Regions from separate parts of the Homo sapiens genome. Here all the other regions are linked to region 4. Evidence: chromatin contacts called from ENCODE Hi-C or POLR2A ChIA-PET data. All regions are on one chromosome and are shown on one strand. The core of a region is the stretch at or near the end of the contact, and the rest is flanking DNA. Distances in the headings are between cores, read along the strand shown. Region 1 overlaps RYR1 (ryanodine receptor 1). Region 2 overlaps SIPA1L3 (signal induced proliferation associated 1 like 3). Region 3 overlaps RYR1 (ryanodine receptor 1). Region 4 holds the start of CATSPERG (catsper channel auxiliary subunit gamma).

Region 1 (2,700 bases), core at 69-2,568, 250 kb before region 4:
GGACACCCACGTACATGTGAAACAGGTAACACTGAGGGAGGGGAGCACACTGGTCACTCATTCATTCGACATTCACTGAGTACCAGCCAAGGCCCCGGGATAGGCAGGGCTGAAGACATGGTAACGACTGAGACAGCCCTGGGCCCTGCCCTCAAAGGGCTCACAGATACGGCATCAGACAGGGACCAACAGCCAGAAATGGTCAGGGCTGTGACAGGAACAGCACGGGCAGGGGGGTGAGGGCCAGGTTGGGTGTGGGGCGCAGGCAGAGGGGTCAGGGCCAGGATGGGGGGCACAGGCAGAGGGGTCAGGGCCAGGATAAGGGGGGCACAGGCAGAGGGGTCAGGGCTGGGATGGGGGGCACTGGCAGGGGAATCAGGGCCAGGATAAGGGGGGCACAGGCAGAGGGGTCAGGGCCAGGATAGGGGGGCACAGGGAGAGGGGTCAGGGCTAGCATGGGGGGGCACAGGCAGAGGGGTCAGGGCTGGAATGGGGGGTACAGGCAGAAGGGTCAGGGCCAGGTTGGGTGGGGGGCACAGGCAGAGGGGTCAGGGCCAGGATGGAGGGTACAGGCTGAGAGGTTAGGGCCAGGATAGTGGGGCACAGGCAGAGGGGTCAGGGCCGGGATGGATGGGGGGCACAGACGGAGGGATGAGGGCCGGGATGGGTGGGGGGGGGCACAGGTGTAGGGATCAGGGCCAGGATAGGGGGGCACAGGCAGAAGGGTGAGGGCGAGGATGGGAGGGGCACAGGCAGAGGGTCGAGGCTGGGGTGGGGAGGCACAGTGTGACCAGGGATGAGCTAGGGGAAGCACTGGAAGCTTTAACAGCCCGCTGGAGGCATCTGATCCAGCCTAGGTGATCAGGTGAGGCTTCCTGGAAGAGGAGGCAGGTGTGAGCTGAAACCTAAAGGAGGCCTTAGGTGGAGGGGTGGTGGGAGAGTGTTCCCAGCAGAGAAGGCCACATGCTGCCTCGCCATCAGTGAGGAAAGAGTACATCCTGCTGCTGTGAGGAACTGAAAATGGTTGGGTGAGGCTGGAAAATAGAGCTCCTGTGCAGGAGAGCAGGGAGAGATGAGGCAGGGCCTGGGCATGTGGCTCTGTGGGCCCTGGCCCAGCCCGCGGTCAAGGGGCTTCCTGTAGGATGTGGCATTTAAGTGGAAAGGTGAGGTATCAAGTGAATGGGGTGTGTGTGTATGTCAGGCCTGGGGTAGGGGACAGAGAGAACATCAGGTGCAAAGGGCTTGAATTGGGAGAAAACACACAGTCCTAGGGGAACTGAAAGAGGACCAGGCGGCTAGAAAGCAAAAAGCAAGAGGGTTTGCGGTTAGACCCAGGCAGGGCCAGCCCTTCCCAGGCTTTGTAAGCCACGGCAGGGTGATTCGACTTTATCTACAGTGGGCTGGGGAGCCACAAGAAGGGTCTGAGTGGGGGTGGGGAGGGAGCATGGTCTACCTGGCATTTGGGAACAACTTTACATATGTTTTTTTTTTTTTTTGAGACAGAGTCTTGCTCTGTTGCCCAGGCTGGAGTGCTGTGGTGCAATATTGGCTCACTGCGACCTCCACCACCGAGTTCAAGAGATTCTCCTGCCTCAGCCTCCTGAGTAGTCGGGAATACAGGTGCGTGTCACCCCACCCAGCTAATTTTTGTACTTTTTTCTTTTTTTTTTTTTTTTGAGATGGAGTTTTGCTCTTGTTGCCCAGGCTGGAGTGCAATGGCGTGATCTCGGCTCACTGCAACCTCCGCCTCCGGGGTTCAAGAGATTCTCCTGCCTCAGCCTCCCAGGTAGCTGGGATTATAGGCGCCCACCACCACATCCCACTAATTTTTGTATTTTTAGTGGAGACAGGGTTTCACCACGTTGGCCAGACTGGTCTCAAACTCTTGACCTCAGATGATCCACCTGCCTTGGCCTCCCAAAATGCTGGGATTAAAAGCGTGAGCCACAGCGCCCGGCATACACTTGTTCTTTCCGTGTCCCCAGGATGTGAGAGAACACAGTCATCCTAGAGTAAAAACTAAGATAAGTGACTATAATGAGAACGAGGCTGTGGGCAGCGAGGCCGTGTCTGGAAGAGCCTCAGATGTCAGGTTGAGGAGCTGGACTTTGTCCTGAGAGCAGGGAGGAACCCACGGAGCCAGACTGCAGGACATCTTTGGAGATAAACCCCAGAAATGATTCTTTTAATTGTGGATTGTGGCCTGTGTCTCTAGTAAGTTCGCATCAATTTGGGTTATGATCACCATTATTAGAATAGAAGAGAAAATATAAATGTGCATTGAACGCTGGGTATACCTTGGGTGAAACTTTTTTTTAAACTTGACACAGAGTCTCAATGTGTTACCCAGGCTGGAGTGCAGTGGCGCAGTCATAGCACACTGCAACCTCAAACTCCTAAGCTCAAGCAATCCTCTTGCCTCAGCCTCCCACAGTGTTGGGATTACAGGCGTGAGTCACTGCGCCCGGCCTGGGTGAAACTTTTAATTGTGGATAATGATGATAGAAGCTAACATCTATATAATCCTGAGGATGTGCCAGGCACTAGTCTAAGTCTTTTTTTTTTTCCTTTTTTTTGAGACGGAGTTTCACTCTCGTTGCCTAGGCTGGAGTGCAGTGGCGCAATCTCGGCTCATGGCAACCTCCACCTCCCGGGTTCAAGTGATTCTCCTGTCTCAGCCTCCCGAGTAGCTGGGATTAC
Region 2 (2,700 bases), core at 159-2,658, 160 kb after region 4:
ATTCTCTCGCCTCAGCCTCTCGAGTCTCTGGGACTACTGGCACCCGCCACCACACCTGGCTAATTTTTGTATTTTTAGTAGAGGCGGGGTTTCATCATGTTGGCCAGGCTGGTCTCAAACTCCTGACCTCAGGTGATCCGCCCGCCTCGGCCTCCCAAAGTGCTGGGATGAGAGGCGAGCCACCGTGTCTGGTTGACAGATCCTATTACCCCCATTTTACAGATGAGGACATTGAGCCTCAGAGCACCTAAGGGGCCTGAGAGAGATCACGCAGTTGGGGTAAGAGGTGGAGCTGTGATGTAGACATAGGCAGTCAGAGGAAGAGCCCTGAAGTCACACTGCTCACCCACATACCCCGAGGGCCCCCAGCCACTTGGCCTTCACCCTGGACCAATCTTGCTTTCTCTCCCTGACGTGTGTCATGGGCTGGAGAACCAATTCATCCCTGCATGCGGCTGGAATTGTGCTCCAGTGTAGGAGCCGTAAGCAGCCACATTGCCCCTGTGGCCTGTGGGGCAGAAGCGACGGGTCTTCAGGAAGCAGACACAGAGAGGGTCTAGGCAAGAGATTCAACAGAGATACCAATCAAGCCACTGCTCGCTACCTCCACCAACCACTGCCACCTGTATTGTCAGAGCGGCCTCCTCCTGGCTCCCTCTTCCTCCTGCATCCTTCCCCAGCCTCAGCACACAGCCAGAGAGATCCTGGGAACATGTGAATCAGATCAGGACTCTCTCAGGGTTCCACCTCACTCTGGGTAAGACCCAGAGCCCTCCCGACAGGGCCCCCCATCTGCCCCCCTCTCTTCTCTGCCCCCAGCTCCTCCACACTCCCTCTCCTTCACTCTGCTCCAGCCATGCGGAAGCTGTTCCTCAAACACATCAGAAACACTGCTACCTTGGGACCTTTGCACTGCTCCCCGCCCTGCAGATCTCTGCCTGGCTTCCGCACTCCCTTGAGTTCCAGGAGACGGCCTCGCTTCCTCTTCCCAAGCTGTGACTCTCCGAGGAGGTCTCTGTCTCAGGTGACCCCAGCCTCCCAACACTCACAGGCAGGGTGGGCCCCGGTGGATCTTCAGGCCCTCAGATTACCTTTCAGGGCTGTGTCCCCAGAAGGGCATCCCAGGGACTCCTGGCGCAGCCTGGGGAAGCAAGGCCACGTGCTTCCTGCCTGCCTGGGAACGCCCGGCTGCGTCAGCTCCATGTGGAGCCGAGAGCCTATGACTGCTCCTAACAGCTCTGACAAATTGCTCTGGAAGCCCAGAAAGCTCTGGAGTGCGTGCTGCCTCAGGAGAGGGCGAGGGCCAGGTGGCTGCCCGCCCAGGATCACTCAGCCCACTGCGGTGCCCATGGCAGGCACTGGCGCCTGGCAGCATGCCTGGCAGCTGGGCTCCCATGACGAATGTCTGGAGGGAGCATCTGTGAGGTCATCGATGGGCACAAGCTGCTACAGGCTGCACCTGCTTCCACGGCAAGGGCCGCAGCCCGGGGAAGGGAGGGTAGGGGGCTCCCCGCTTGGGCGTGTCAGGACCCATCCCTCTCCTGGCAGCCTTTGAATGCTGACCACCATCCTCCCCCTGCCCAAGATAGTCCGTCCTCTCCAGAGTAGCCCACAGTGATCTTTTCTATTTTTTCATTTTTACATTTTATTATTATCATTTTTTGAGATAAGGTCTTACTTTGTCACCCAGGCTGAGTGCAGTGATGTGATCTCGGCTCACTGCAGCCTCCACTTCCCGGGGTCAAGCAATCCTCCAACCTCAGCCTCCCAAGTAGCTGGGACAACATGCGTGTGCCACCACACCCAGCTAATTTTTTGTAGACATGGGGTTTTGCCATGTTGCTCAGGCTGGTCTTGAACTCCTGGGCTCAAGTGATCCACCTGCCTTAGCCTCCCAAAGTGCTGGGATTACAGGTGTGAGCCACTACGTCCAGCCCACAGTAATCTTTTTAAAAACATTAAGTCAGATGATGTGCTCAAATGCCTCCCATGGCTCCCATGTCCCTTGGAACCAAATCCCAGCATCTGACTTTGGTCAATATGCCCGCTAGAACCAGGCTCCTGCCACCTCACTATGCTGACCTCCTGCCACTCTCCCCCCATCCCACCTGCTTCAGCCCCTCTGGCCACCTGACCATTTCTGGAGCATTGAGAGTAAGTTCACCCTCAGGGTCTAGTCATCTACTGTTTCCACTGCCTGGATCTCACCCTGGCTTCCTACAACGCATCACCTCCTGAGAAGCCTTCCCAGAGACCCGCTGTTTTTGCCTTTCCTCCCCAGCACTTATCACCTCCTGGCACACTCCACGGTGGTTCGGCTGTCTGTCTGTCTTGTCCTGTCTCCAGGAGAATGACAGCTCCATAAGGGAAGGATGCTGCGACACCTGGCACAGAGTAGGGGCTGCAAAGGTCAGTGACTGGAAGAATCAGTCCCCGCTGGCTGCCCCACTCTGCCTCCTCTTCTCACAAGCACCTCAGGTGCTCCCAGGCCACGGCAGCCTCCAGACACGTGGCAGCCACCCTGGACTCTCACATGGCTTGCTGGCTCTGCCCTGGGCCTGCATCTCCCTCCCAGCTTACTTCCTGGCAATGCCGCCTGCTGCCACATCCACAGTTGCTTTGTCCTCCAGCTCAGGCCCACGTCCTCCCATGCAGATCCAAGCCTCAGCCCCCTCAGAGACTTTGCCTCCTGTCTCGCTG
Region 3 (2,700 bases), core at 50-2,549, 170 kb before region 4:
CTGGGTGTGGCGGCGCCCGTGCCTGTGGTCCCAGCTACTCAGGAGGCTGAGGCAGGAGAATCGCTTGAAACCAGAAAGCAGAGGTTGCAGTGAGCCGAGACCGTGCCACTGCACTCCAGCCTGGGCAGCAAGATCGAAACTCTGTCTCAAAAATAAATAAATAAATAAAATAAAAAATAAAAATAAAATAAAATGAAATAAAATAAAATTACAACTGGCTCCACACTCCCAATCCCCTCTACCTGGCTCTATTGTTTTCTTCTTCCCATAACACTGATCACCTTCTAACACTAAACGATTTAGTTATTTATGATGCTAATTGCCTGAATCCAACATAGGAGTAGTTGCAGGAGAGCAGGGGTCATTTGTCATCTTCACTGCTGTACCCCAGCATCTAGAACAGTGTCTGGCACATAGTAGAAGCTCAATAAACATCAGATAAGGGGAGGACGGATTGAGTGCATGAACAGGTGTCCTAGGTGAGTCTGGTCTGCAGAACTGGTGTCTGCAGGTGGGGCGGGCATAAGCGGGGGGTATTTCTCCGTACCCAGGTGGGCAATGAACTCCTGAGAAATGTCCATCCAGCGCAGCAGCTGCTGCAGGAAGCCAAAGGCAAACCGCTTTTCAATGGAAGACGAGTCCAGTTCCATGTCCTTAAGGCCTCTGCATGGAGATGTGGAGAGAAGGATCAGCCCAGACGCCGGCCCTACAGTTTCCCACCCTTCTCAGGTCCGCCTCTGCTCCTGCTGGCCCCGTCTCTATCAGCTTTGGCTTCACCCCAGGTTGGGGCTCCACTCTGAGTCCCCCATGCCCCACCCCACTTAGCCTTCTCCCCTCTCTGGCCCCACCTCTGTTCCCCAGGGCCGGCCCCTCTCAGCCTCCTCCCCTTTGGCCCCACCTCTGTTCCCCGGGCCCTGCCCTTCTCAGCCCTTCTCTCCTCTTTGGTCCCGCCTCCACTCACCAGTCCCCGCCCCTCTGTACCTCCCCACCCCTCTCTGGCCCCGCCTGTGCTCCCCAGCCCCCGCCCCTCTCAGCCTCTTCCTCTTTGGCCCTACCTCTGTTCCCCGGGCCCCACCCTTTTCAGCCTTCTCTCCTCTTTGGTCCCGCCTCCAATCACCGGTCCCCGCCCCTCTCAGTCTCCTCCACTCTCTGGCCCCGCCTCTGCTCCCTGGGCCCCGCCCTTCTCTTCCTCCTCTCCTCTCTGGTCCCGCCTGTGCTTAAGCCCCGCCCATTTCGAACTCCTCCCCATCTGGCCCCGCCTCTGTGTCCAGGCCCCACTCCCTTAGCTCCTCCCCTCTGGTTCCATCTTTGCTCCTCAGGCCCCGTTCCTCTCGGCTCCACCCCTCTCTGGCCCCGCCCCTTCCAGCCTTTGCCGGGTGTGTTCTGCCTGCTGCTCTTCCGCGGGAGCCCCAACCCGCGTGCCTTGTAACCGCGTAGCCATTCATCTGCAGGAATTTCAGTAGCTCCTGGGCCTTCTCTCGATCTCGTGCCTTCTCCTTGGCCGTGAGCGTGTCGTAGGGGACCAGCAGGGGGTGGGTCCCACCGCCTGGGGAGGCAAAGACCAGAAATCAGGGCTCTGGGGAAGACCCGGGCCACTCTCACTGAAGTGGTTCCTGCAGTGCCCGGCATGCGTAATTATGGTGATAAAGAAGATACGAATAACGGAAACATTGCTTGCTGGTGCTCATCTCATTACCCCATGGTGGTAAACGCTGTTATTATTCCCATCTACAGATGGAGAAACCGAGTTTCAGGGGCATGAAGGCAATCAGCAAAACCACACGGTGAATCCACGGGGGTAGCGTGGGGGCGGCATGGGCGCCCTCACCTTTGGCTTCCAGCTCCTGCTTCTTCTTCCGTCCCCACGTGTTGTGGTAATTTTCTGCCAGTTGTTCTGCCATGGCCTGGGAGTGGATGCAGAGTCAAGGGCTAGATTCAGAGGATGCCAGCCCCCCCAAAGACACCCTATGTCCCCCCAAAAGGATCAGGGCTCTCACCTGCAGCTCCCGGGACAGGGTAACAGCACTAAGGTCGGGGGGCTGAGGGTTGTAGCCTTCTCGAGGATCATAGGTCTGAGAGGACAAGGGGAAGATGGGAGGTGGGCTGATGGGCTAGCAGGAAGCCCAGGCCAGCCCCTCCCCAGGCCCCACTAGTCCATTCTACCCCCTCCACCCTCCCCTGGCTCAAGACCCCTTGTCCTTTCCTTAAGGCCCTGTCTCTAAACCACCCCATCCTTCTCTCCTCTGCCCTTTGCAGTTCTTCAGACCCCTGCCCTCTCCTTTCCCAGATCTCAGGTTTCTGCACCCCTCTTGCCCCACCTACCTCCCTGGGCCCCTCTCCTCTCCATCCCTTCCCTGTCTGGCCATGCCCCTTGTTCTAGACCCTCCCCCCATCGTGCCCCTGCCCTCCACCCAGGCCCCGCCTTCACCTGGGCACTTTGTGATATCTTCCGCGTTTTTTTCTTTTCCGTCTTCTCCTCCTCACCCTCCCTGGCCTTCTCTATCGTCCATTCCCAGGCAATCATGGCCTTCAGGGACTCCTTGATGGGCCAGCGGTAAATCTCTTTGTCCTGGGGTGGACAGGAGGGTGGGGAGTTGGTGGAATGGGATGAGAGAGGGGTGGAGGAAGGACCCCAAAGGAGAAAACCCTGACCATGTGGCTAGGCAATGGTCCAGTCTGGATTCCAACTCAAGTCTCTTA
Region 4 (2,700 bases), core at 198-2,697:
GGGCCACGGAGGACCGGCAGGGAACATGGCTGGGCCGCACATAACGTGGCTAGAACCTGGAGAACGCAGGAGTCAACACCCACGCGCCGGACAGCTCTCTGGAGCCCACTTTTAAGATTCCACCTCGCTTCTGCGCCTCTCACAGCACTTGCTCCTGGCCACGCCCCGGCTCTTGCTCCTGGCCCCGCCCCTGCACTTGCTCTTGGTCCCGCCCCTGCTCTTGCTCCTGGCCCTGCCCCCGCACGGACTTTTAGCCCCGCCTCTGCTCTTGTTCCTGGCTCCGCCTCTGCACTTGCTCCTGGTCCCGCCCCTGCTCTTGCTCCTGGCCCTGCCCCCGACCCTCGTGGGTATCGCACCTCTGCTATTGCTCCGGGCCCCAGCCCTACTAATGTTTCTGGCCACACCCCTGCTCCTCCGCCTCGTTCCGCCCCGCCGCCTCCACGTCTCTTCCTTTAACTTTATCCTCACCTTGCTCCTTATTCCGCCCCCTCCCTGTATTCCACTCTTGCTCTTCACCTGGTCTTGGTTTCTATTTCTCGCTTTGACAGTCCCCCTCTTAAGTTCCCCCGTACTGCTTCTGCCTGCGATCGCACCCGTGTACTTCCACCCGGCTGTGCCCCAACCTCTTGCCCCACCCTCGCACTTCTCTTGGTATCGCCGCTTTCTCCTCGCTCGGGGTCTGCCCAGGGGCTGGGTACTGTACCTGGTCTCGCCCGTCTCCGGGCCCCGCCCCTGCTCTTGCTCCCGGCCCCGCCCCTGCTCTTGCTCCCGGCCGGGCCCCCGTTTCTCGCCCGGGGCTTGCTCCTCACTCTGCTTCCGCTCCTGACCGCGCCCCTACTCCTCCACTTGGTCTTTATGGACCCGTTCCTTCCCCGGGTTCTCGGCGATTGGTTCTTCCCGCGCGGGCCCGTCGCCCCGTCCCGCCCTCTGGTAACGCCCCTCCTCCTCGCCCTGCCCCTTCTCGATGAAAACTGTCTCTTCGCCTCGGGATCTTTCCTCGCCCTTCGTTGTTTCCTCGCCCCACACCTTCTCCTTCCACGCCGGCACCAGCTTCTTAGCCGGCACCTTCTTGAGTCTCACCTTCCCCTCGTACCGCGACACCTTCTTGCCCCACTTCTTACTCTTCCTTCCCATGCCATTAACACCTGCCTGCTCTATACCCCGACTCTCCTGCCCCGCCCCGCCCTTCGCCCTTCACGTTCGGCTCCCCCTTTCCCTCCTCTGCCAGCTCCCACGACTCTTCCCCTCTTTCCCTCCTCTCCCAGCTCCCACGACTCTTCCCCTCTTTCCCCTGCCTCTCCCCTTCTCGCCTTCCCCTTCCCCTCCCCTTCCTAGTTCCTCCCCGTCCCCGGCATCCCCCCGCCCCTGGATGGCACAGCTTTTTCCCCGGCCCCGTGGTACCAGTCACTTGGTTAAAACCGGTCAACTGTCACTCGGCCGCACCAGTCCCGCCCCTCTTGCCCGGTCTCAAAATGGCCGCCCACACTTCCACAGCCGACTTCCGCCTTTGCAGAGGCACGCCCTCCTCTCACGCGGTCTCCAAGGTGACGCGCAACCCCTAAGGCACCGAGGGCTGGAGGCTGTCTCAGCACTGAGGGCGCGGGGCCTGGTCGGCAGAGGGTGCTGGAGACTACGTTTGTGCCAGGAAGGCCTTCAAGGAGTTTCTATTGGTTGTTCTGGCAGCAAGCACGGTCCCTACTTGTGCTTCCTACCCAAATATATATATATATATATTTTTTTGAGACGGAGTTTCGCTCTTTCTCCCAGGCTGGAGTGTGAAGTGGCGCGATTTCGGCTCACTGAAACCTCCGCGCCCCTGCCCCGGATTCAAGCGATTCTCCTGCCTCAGCCTCCCGAGTAGCTGGGATTATAGGCTCCCGCCACCACGCCTGGCTAATTTATTTTTTGTATTTTTAGTAGAAACGGGGTTTCATCATGTTGGCCAGGCTGGTCTCGACTCCTGACCTCAGGCGAACCACCCGCCTCGGCCTCCCAAAGTGCTGGGATTACAGGCGTGAGCCACTGCGCCCGGCCCTACCCCAAAATTCTACTCCTTAAAAAAGTGTGGTTTCCTGGAGACCTTGTGAGAATGAATAGGCTGCTTAGCACCGTCCTCTACAAAACAGGACAAGGACAGCCATCCTATACTGTTGTGGGAAGTGTGCCCGGCTCAAGTAAAATATTCATTAAGTTAATTTTCATTTGCATTCTGATGCCTTACAGGTAAGGATTCAGGCCATGACTTTTTGATGAACTCCAGACCAGACGTTTAACCCAGTGGTTTTCAAATTTGAGCATGCATTAGACTCACCTAAAAGGCTGGGTAAGCCAGGTTGGTGGGTACCACACCCTGAGTTTTTGTTTTTGTTTTAAAGATGGAGTCTCTGGCTGGGCATAGTGGCTCATGCCTATAATCCCAGCACTTTGGAAAGCTGAGGCAGGCGGATCACTTGAGGTCTGAAGTTGGATACCAGCCTGGCCAACATGATAAAACCTTGTCTCTACCAAAAAATACAACAATTAGCCGGGCATGGCGGCGGGCACCTGTAATCCCAGCTACTCGGGAGGCTGAGGCAGGAGTTGCTTGAACCCAGGAGGCGGAGGTTGCAGTGAGCCGAGATCCCTCCACTGCACTCCAGCCTGGGCGACAGAATGAGACCCTGTCTCAAAAAAAAAAAAAAAAATTAAGCCAGATGTGGT

Evidence for each region. A loop is a pair of places that touch in the nucleus more often than their neighbours do. ChIA-PET counts read pairs that join two places held with the same protein, here RNA polymerase II (POLR2A). Pooled maps may share reads with other maps.
Region 1: a pooled map shows a loop between it and region 4 (4-fold over the local background). The contact joins the enhancer-like site here to the promoter of CATSPERG in region 4. A Hi-C loop is called at or near these places in 2 of 50 pooled maps. POLR2A ChIA-PET finds 5 or more read pairs at or near these places in 3 of 52 experiments (GM12878, K562 and activated CD4-positive, alpha-beta T cell).
Region 2: a map of gastrocnemius medialis shows a loop between it and region 4 (12-fold over the local background). The contact joins the enhancer-like site here to the promoter of CATSPERG in region 4. A Hi-C loop is called at or near these places in 2 of 168 maps with a recorded cell type or tissue (cardiac septum and gastrocnemius medialis) and 5 of 50 pooled maps. POLR2A ChIA-PET finds 5 or more read pairs at or near these places in 2 of 52 experiments (GM10248 and activated naive CD4-positive, alpha-beta T cell).
Region 3: a loop to region 4 is called in a pooled map, with 14 times the contacts of the local background. The contact joins the enhancer-like site here to the promoter of CATSPERG in region 4. A Hi-C loop is called at or near these places in 4 of 37 single-sample maps with no recorded cell type and 9 of 50 pooled maps.

The regions. Positions count from the first base shown.
Region 1 is chr19:38,582,274-38,584,973 of GRCh38, reverse strand. RYR1 (ryanodine receptor 1) reads right to left here. Exons shown (of 106, transcript NM_000540.3): 102 at 1-31. Among named protein-coding and RNA genes, the nearest start is that of MAP4K1-AS1, 13 kb to the left of the region's middle. RefSeq lists an enhancer at 816-1,065. Within about 2 kb of position 1,318, at least 3 of the 41 ENCODE cell types and tissues checked have a DNase peak (open chromatin) inside an H3K27ac peak, as active enhancers do; they include GM12878, where a contact is called at or near this core.
Region 2 is chr19:38,172,064-38,174,763 of GRCh38, reverse strand. The region is part of intron 15 of SIPA1L3 (signal induced proliferation associated 1 like 3); the gene reads right to left. Among named protein-coding and RNA genes, the nearest start is that of SNORD152, 10 kb to the right of the region's middle. Within about 2 kb of position 1,408, at least 9 of the 41 ENCODE cell types and tissues checked have a DNase peak (open chromatin) inside an H3K27ac peak, as active enhancers do; they include gastrocnemius medialis, where a contact is called at or near this core.
Region 3 is chr19:38,505,675-38,508,374 of GRCh38, reverse strand. RYR1 (ryanodine receptor 1) reads right to left here. Exons shown (of 106, transcript NM_000540.3): 54 at 2,429-2,569; 55 at 1,998-2,072; 56 at 1,829-1,904; 57 at 1,423-1,546; 58 at 548-663. Among named protein-coding and RNA genes, the nearest start is that of RYR1, 73 kb to the right of the region's middle. RefSeq lists a silencer at 945-1,074 and an enhancer at 1,986-2,700. Within about 2 kb of position 1,299, at least 2 of the 41 ENCODE cell types and tissues checked have a DNase peak (open chromatin) inside an H3K27ac peak, as active enhancers do.
Region 4 is chr19:38,334,577-38,337,276 of GRCh38, reverse strand. It overlaps CATSPERG (catsper channel auxiliary subunit gamma), which reads right to left and starts at 1,447. Exons shown (of 29, transcript NM_021185.5): 1 at 1,402-1,447; 2 at 1-56. The coding sequence starts at 42. RefSeq lists silencers at 660-829, 1,200-1,279 and enhancers at 1,400-1,609, 1,414-1,708.